Regions from separate parts of the Homo sapiens genome. Here region 2 is linked to region 1. The links are chromatin contacts, found by Hi-C or POLR2A ChIA-PET in ENCODE. All regions are on one chromosome and are shown on one strand. Each heading gives the region's core, a stretch centred on a gene start or an enhancer-like site at or near the end of the contact. The rest is flanking DNA. Distances are from core to core; before and after follow the strand shown. Region 1 holds the start of LINC02185 (long intergenic non-protein coding RNA 2185). Region 2 holds the start of LINC03107 (long intergenic non-protein coding RNA 3107).

Region 1 (3,825 bases), core at 665-3,164:
CCCTAGGGCCAAGAACACTTAGCAGGCAACTGAATAAATATTTGTTAAATAAATCACGGTGTTTCCCAATTGCGTGGAGAATGAAGTAAGAGTGAAGACTGGTGAGAAAGTGACAGTCTTCTTGCAATCATTTCAGTCCTGATAATATCAAGAGTCTCAGTGCCGGGCAAGGTGGCTCATGCCTGTAATCCCAGCACTTTGGGGAGGCTGGGATGGGAGGATCACTTGAGGCCAGGAGTTTGAAACCAACCCAGGCAACATAGTGAGACCTTGTCTCTACAAATTAAAAAAAAATAGTAATAGTTAGCTGGGCATGGTGGCACACGCCTACAGTCCCAGCTATTTGGCAGGCTGAGGCAGGAGAATTGCTTGAACCTGGGAGGCAGAGGCTACAGTGAGCAGTGATTGCGCCACTGCGCTCCAACATGGGCAACATGGTGAGACTCTTGTCTCAAAAAGAAAAAAAAAAGCCAGGCGCAGTGGCTCACGCCTGTAATCTCAGCACTTTGGGAGGCCAAGACAGGTGGATCACCTGAGGTCAGGAGTTCGAGACCAGCCTGGCCAACATGGTGAAACCCCGTCTCTACTAAAAATGCAAAAAAGAAAAAAAGAAAATTAGCCGGGCATGGTGGTGGGTGCCTGTAATCCCAGCTACTCAGGAGGCTGAGGCAGGGAGAATTGCTTGAACCCAGAAGGCGGAGGTTGTAGTGAGCTGAGATCGTGCCACTGCACTCCAGCCTGGCGACAGGGCAAGACTCCATCTCAAAAAAATAAAAAATAAAAAACTCTCAGTTCGGTGTCTAACATCTCTTTTCCTTGCTATTCTCATCCCCCAACACCTCCACACTCCCCACACCCTGCCTCTTTTTTTGTTTAAATAGAAAGTACATCTTGGGGCTCAGAGTGAAGGACAGTTATCGAGGCTAGCTAGGATTTCATACTATTGTTTGGTTTTCTGAGTGTTTAATCCCTTTCAAATAACATTTGCGGCTCTACATGTCTGGTAGTAATATAAAGTTTCCCTGGGAAAGAAATGTAAGTGTAAGTGTATTGCTTTAAAGGGAAACAGCCACAATGCAAGTGAAATGAAACAAAAGGCTTGGAGGTGTCTCTGCATGGCTGAAGTTTGGAAACGAATGCACACAGGCATGCACATTCATCCGTGGGACTATCCGCTTAGAGTTCTGTTTGACCAGTGCCTTGTGCAAGGCAATTCAGCAAAGAGAACTTTATTTTCCTCTCTTCCCCAAATAATTCAGGCCTGTGCTGTTAAGTCCTACCTCCTCATCTCTTCCCCTTCCTCCTCTCCCTGCATCCACCTTTAGGAGTTATCATTACTCAGAAAGAGACCAAGAAATATAGGGGACCTGGGACTCCATGAGACCGGATGTGGAAAGCCCCTCAACACACCGGCAGGAAATACCTGCAGCCGTATTCCTAGCCGAATCCTGAAATTGCAGACAAATTTTGCGCTTTTCTGGAAGGAAGTCTCGCTATCATTCATCAAGTTCTGAAAGGGCCCCGAGAAGAGTTCGAAACTACTGGGCTGGAGGTGGCACCAGGAATGGATCGTTGCCCTGGAGTTCTGACCCTTGGTTTTCTGCCGCACACAGCTGATCGGTTAATAATGCAGCAACTTAATAATTAAAATGAGACTGTGTGATCCTTAAAGATGCAGGCTCACTCCCTCCTGTCTTCACTTGAAGAAGGCTGTTGCCACCAAAATCAGTGGGCTTTCCCAGAAGGTTCTGTACTTACCTGTGCTTACAGGTAAACACAGAGAACAGTCTGCTTTTCTCTCCGGGTCTCCTCCACACTTGGAGCTTATGCATCCAGAGACTAGGCTGGCTGGTTCATCTTTTGCCTTCACAATCCTTCATGTTTAATTGCGTCTACTTCTGCCTCTACCCTATCTAACTTCTCCAAAATATTTCTTGTCAGTACCCCAGGATCAAGATGGGTGGACCCACTGCTCTGTTTGTAAGCTGGGAGGCAGGAAGTTTGGCTTGGCTGTGTGACTGTAAACAAGTTACTTCACTTCTCTGACTCATAGGAATGCTGTTAAATTTAGATCAAATGAAGGAACAGATGTGGGAGCTCTGTAGAAAGTTAGAAGAGTCATCTCGGATGTGAAAGCTCTATTTAGAGAGCAGCAATCAAGTCACCATCTGACCAATAACACCTAGAAGACCCTGGAATAAGGCTCCTCCCAGTCAGAAAAAAAAAAATGACATGGAACTTGCAACTTTTGCAGTGGTTTTAAATATGATTTTTTTTAGGTGGGTCCCACTCAATTCTCCAAGGCATAGTAGATAACCCTCCATCAGTAACTATCGATGATGGATATTTGTGGTCCTTTCATACCTCCCTTAAAGGACTCTGACCTAGGCTGGGCGCGGTGGCTCACGCCTGTAATCCCAGTACTTTGGGAGCCTGAAGTGGGTGGATCACCTGAGGTCGGGAGTTCGAGACCAGCCTGAGCAACATGGAGAAACGCTGTCTCTACTAAAAATACAAAAATTAGCCAGGAGTGGCGGCGCATGCCTGTAATCCCAGGTACTCGGGAGGCTGAGGCAGGAGAATGGCTTGAACCCAGGAGGCGGAGGTTGCGGCGAGCCGAGATCACACCACTGCACTCCATCGTGGGTAACAAGAGGGAAACTCTGCCTCAAAAAAAAAAAAAAAAAAAAAAAAAAGACCCTGACCTATTCCCAGGCCGTATGGTGGTTGGGATGGTATTGATTGGCTCCAGATGTGAACATGTGATTCAGAATTGGCCAATTAGATCATCACATTCCCTTCATCATAAGCAATTGGTTTAACTCTGAGTATGTCATTTAGTTTAGGCCAATGAGATGCAACAAGACTTTTACAAGCATTTCTGAGATGTAATCATATTCCTTTCAAATAGAACCTAGCTTGATATTGGGCCAAAGCTGCTGCAGTCTTCTTCTTTTTTTTTTTTTTTTTTGAGACGGAGTCTCGCTCTGTTGCCCAGGCTGGAGTGCAGTGGAGCAATCTCGGCTCACTACAAGCTCCACCTCCCGGGTTCACACCATTCTCCTGCGTCAGCCTCCCAAGTAGCTGGGACTACAGGCGCCCGCCACCACACCCGGCTAATTTTTTGTATTTTTAATAGAGACGGGGTTTCACCATGTTAGCCAGGATGGTCTCGATCTCCTGACCTTGTGATCCGCCCCCCTCGGCCTCCCAAAATGCTGGGATTACAGGCGTGAGCCACCGCGCCCGGCCTGCTGCAGTCTTCTTAACAGCAGAAAGAGAGAATTGGAGAATGGCCTGCAGCAAAAACTGGAACAAGAGATGAATGGAAACAGAGTTGTGATTTTATTACTTGAGCTCTGGAATCCAGTTGTGCCTGAATTATTGAGCTTTTTCATTATATGAAATGTAAATTGTGTTTGTTCGTGTGAAACCTCTATGGTATGAGTTTTGTGTCCCTTGCAACGAAAAGAGAACTGACTGACTACAGTATATATATATATATATATATATATATATATATATATATATATATATGTATATATGTGTGTGTGTGTGTGTATTTGTGTGTGTGTGTGTGTGTGTATATATATATATATATATATATATTTTTTTTTTTTTTTTTTTTTTTGAGACAGGGTCTCTCTCTTTCTCCCGGGCTAGAGTGCACTGTGTGATCACAGCTCACTGCAACCTCCTCAAACTCCTGGGTTCAAGTGATCCTCCTGCCTCAGCCTCTAAGTAGCTGGGACAATAGGCATGTGCTACCATGTCTGGCTAATTTTTTAAAAACTTTTCTATAGAAATGGGTTCTTGCTATGTTGC
Region 2 (3,825 bases), core at 880-3,379, 410 kb after region 1:
TGGGTGACAAGAGCGAGAATCCGTCTCAAAAAAAAAAGAAAAAAGAAGCGATTGGCTGGCTTGGGAGGTGGGTGTTTTAAATGCTGCGTTGCAGGATCTGTAGTCCTCTGGCTGATGAGTAAATTGGAAAACAGTTTGGCCACATGTATCAAGAGCCTTTGAAATGTTTCTGCTTCCTGGTGCTGTAATCCCCGTTCCTGGAAGCTCTCTCTTAAGAATAATCTAAGAGATGGACCAAGTGTAATGGCTGCCTGTGGCATGCAGAAAGCGCAAGTTGCAGGTATGTGTGTAACTCTATTTCTAGAGCTATAGACGGACAGAGTGGGAAGGGGGGATTCTGGCCGCAACCAGGTGCACTGACTCCAGAAGGATCCACGCTCTGCACAGATGAGCCGGGTTTATGAAGGGATCCCAGCCACCCTCAGTTGCTGGGCACCCCCACCTCCTTCTATCTTTATCTACCTACCCCGTGATGTCCTTCGTCTGGATGACGGTATCAAATCGTGGTTAGGCACATGGGCGTTGCAGTCGGACATCCTGGGGCTTGAATTCCAGCTCTGCCACTGACCCTGACCTCCAGTGCAGGTTACTGAACCCGCCTGAGCCTCAGTTTATCTTCAAATGGGGATAATCGTGCCTAAACGTCGAGTACAAAATGCTTCCCATAGACTGAGCTCCAATACACAGTCCCTACTGCTATCAGAAAAAAACACACAGTGGCGTGGAGAAGAAAACTCACTTTCAGAAAGCAAGGATGACACACCAGAGGGCAAGTTTGTTTTAAAATGGAAAGTTCTTGAGAGCAGGGGGTGTGTGTTTTCCAGGAGGAGGCTGTGGGTGCTTCCCAGTGTAAGTAAACAATGGCAGGAATCTGGGGAAATGCCTCGGTGAGCACTTACTACCCGTGGGTGCTTTCTATTCTCCCCCTGGTTTAGTCCCGTCTAGTCCCACAGGTGAGGAAACTGAGGCTGGGAGCCGGGACAGCATCCTCGGGCTCACACATCTGGTGAGCAGCACAGCAAGCTCTGAGCTCAGATCTGAGCAATCACCCAGCCCACATGCTGATCAGTGTAGTCCCGCTGCCTCTAATGGGTGGTTTCCTCAACACTGTTACTAATGAAAACTCTTTCAGGGTGCCACTGGCCAAAGTAGGAATGAGCAAATGGAAAAGGGAGACAATGAGGGCTCTGAGGCTCTGCGAGGTGGGTGCTCCCATCACACCACCCAATCAGGATGCGAACCACTTGCTGATTCACACACACGCAGACAATGGGGAATTATGAAGCCTTGTAAAAACAGCAGAAACACCCAACAGACCCTCCATTTTTTCTCTAGTTAGCCCCAGCCTCCAAAACTAGGGCAAAAGCCTAAGCTTTGCTGAGTCACAATCATTTATCAAGGTAATTTGTAGGCACAGCACTCGAGATGCTATGCAATTTTTACCCCATTCAACAAATGCAGGACAACCTGCCGGGGAAGATTAGTCCTTCCTAAGTAACAAGAAGGACTCTAAATTCTCAGATTCTGGGTTATTAAGAATAAGAAGAGGCTGTGCAAACTAGACCACAGCGTGCAGAGAGGAGATGTGTGAAGAGACTTAACTTTCCTCCCTACCCACAGCCACAACTAGGGAACCACATTCAATCTAATTGGGTGTTTTTGGCAGTCTGGCTGTTGCCTGCCCTCCAAGGCCTGCCAGGAACCAAGAATCCACCACCCAGGCTTAGACACCTGCAAGGGCACTTGGGTGGAAGAATCCTGTCCCCCTACCCTTCCTCCTGCAGGAAGAGGACAGCATCAAAAGGCGGGTAGCTGGTTCTCTGGTTGTTATTGGAAATATAGGAAGACGTGTCCATGGAAAAGTTGCATGGGCCTGGCACAGGTGCCTAAGGCTTCCCTTTGCTCAAGTCCACACTTGCACACACAGGTAAGGCTCCCTGGCTTCAAGTTTCTGATTTACCATTTTCCTATGTTTTCAAGCTTAAAAAAAATCACCGTGAGGATTCACTCTTTACTTATGAAACATACTTAAGTTCCCCACCTCACCCTCTAAAACAGAAAAAAAAGGGTGCTTATTTGTTGTCCTTTTTTGACAAGAATTATCTGTCTAAAACTTTTTTTTTTTAACTTTTTTTTTTTTTTTTTTGGTCAGCCAGGCTGGAATGCAGTGGTATGATCTTGGCTCACTGCAACCTCCGCCTCCTGGGTTCAAGTGATTCTCCTGCCTCAGCCTCCCAAGTAGCTGGGATTACAAGCATGCGCCACCACGCCTGGCTAATTTTTGTGTTTTTAGTAGAGACAGGGATTTGCTATGTTGGTTGGCCAGGCTGGTCTCGAACTCCTGACCTTAAGTGATCTGCCCGCCTCGGCCTCCCAAAGTGCTGAGATTACAGGCGTGAGCCAGTCTAAAAAGATTTCCATTTAAAAAGACCCTCAACTTGAACATGTAGCGTTCTCACCAGGCCCAGTCAGCATCAAGCTTTCTCAAGTTCAAGTTCACAGCATGACTAGAAAAAGCAGGCAACTGAAGACAAACGGAACTGCTGTTTGCAGGATCAGGCAACTTGGAGGAGAGGATGGCGCACAACCAGGGGAAACATGATCTGGCCTTCAGGTGTCCTATTTCCCCTCCTCGGCAAAAATCAGACACATTGATTTACTCCATGAATCATTTGGGGGAAAAAGATTTCAGCTGAACTCATGAGATTTTTTAAAAAGTAGCGAAAAAGATTGAACTATTTTTAATACTCACTGGTTTCCCAGGTCTGGAGAGGGTGGTTTGGCCTCGCCTCAGCAGTAACCAAGTGTCATAGCATTTTCTTTTCAACGTCAAGAGGAGTGTTGCAAAATAGTCCAAGTGGGAACACACAGGAACCGTGAGACTCTCTTGGTGTTGCTGTTCAGTAATAATGATGCACACTTTAAAAACACACGCACTCGGCCGGGCACTGTGGCTCAGGCCTGTAATCCCAGCACTTTGGGAGGCCAAGGCTGGTGGATCACGAGGTCAGGAGTTCGAGACCAGCCTGGCCAATATGGTGAAACCCTGTCTCTACTGAAAATACAAAAATTAGCCGGGCGTGGTGGCACATGCCTGTAATCCCAGCTACTCGGGAGGCTAAGGCAGGAGATCGCTTGAACCTGGGAGATGGAGGTTGCAGTGAGCTGAGATTGTGCCACTGCACTCCAGCCTGGGTGATAGAGCGAGACTCCATCTCAAAAACAAACAAACAAAAAACAACAAAACAAAACCACACACACACTCGGGCTGGGCGCGGTGGCTCACGCCTGTAATCCCACTACTTTGGGAGGCCAAGGTGGGTGGATCACTTGAGGGCGGGAGTTCGAGACCAGCCTGGCCAACACAGCCAAACCGCGTCTTTACTAAAAAGTACAAAAATTAGCTGGGCATGGTGGCGGACACCTGTAATCCCAGCTACTTGGGAGGTTGAGGCAGGAGAATTGCTTGGACCCAGGAAGTGGAGGTTGCAGTGAGCTGAGATCATGCCACTGCACTCCAGCCTAGGCAACAGAGTGAGACTGCATCTCAAAAAACAAAACAAAACAAAAATTAGCTGGGTGTAGTGGCATGTGACTGTAACTCCAGCTACTTGGGAGGGTGAAGTGGGAAGATCACTTGAGCACGGGAGGTGGAGGCTGCAGTGAGCTGAGACTGTGCCACTACACTCCAGCCTGGGTGAACCACGGATGTAATGTTTCCACACATATAATGTATAATGATTACATAAGGGTAATTAGCATATCCATCACCTCGTTACATTACATATGTAATTACAATATAACTCTGTCTCAAAATAAATAAAT

Evidence for each region. A loop is a pair of places that touch in the nucleus more often than their neighbours do. ChIA-PET counts read pairs that join two places held with the same protein, here RNA polymerase II (POLR2A).
Region 2: a loop to region 1 is called in a map of chondrocyte, with 3 times the contacts of the local background. The contact joins the promoter of LINC03107 here to the promoter of LINC02185 in region 1. A Hi-C loop is called at or near these places in 1 of 168 maps with a recorded cell type or tissue (chondrocyte). POLR2A ChIA-PET finds 5 or more read pairs at or near these places in 1 of 52 experiments (GM12878).

The regions. Positions count from the first base shown.
Region 1 is chr16:14,014,104-14,017,928 of GRCh38, forward strand. It overlaps LINC02185 (long intergenic non-protein coding RNA 2185), which reads right to left and starts at 1,915. Exons shown (of 3, transcript NR_110909.1): 1 at 1,759-1,915. It also overlaps a transcript of MRTFB not described here.
Region 2 is chr16:14,426,592-14,430,416 of GRCh38, forward strand. It overlaps LINC03107 (long intergenic non-protein coding RNA 3107), which reads right to left and starts at 2,130. Exons shown (of 2, transcript XR_007065002.1): 1 at 1-2,130.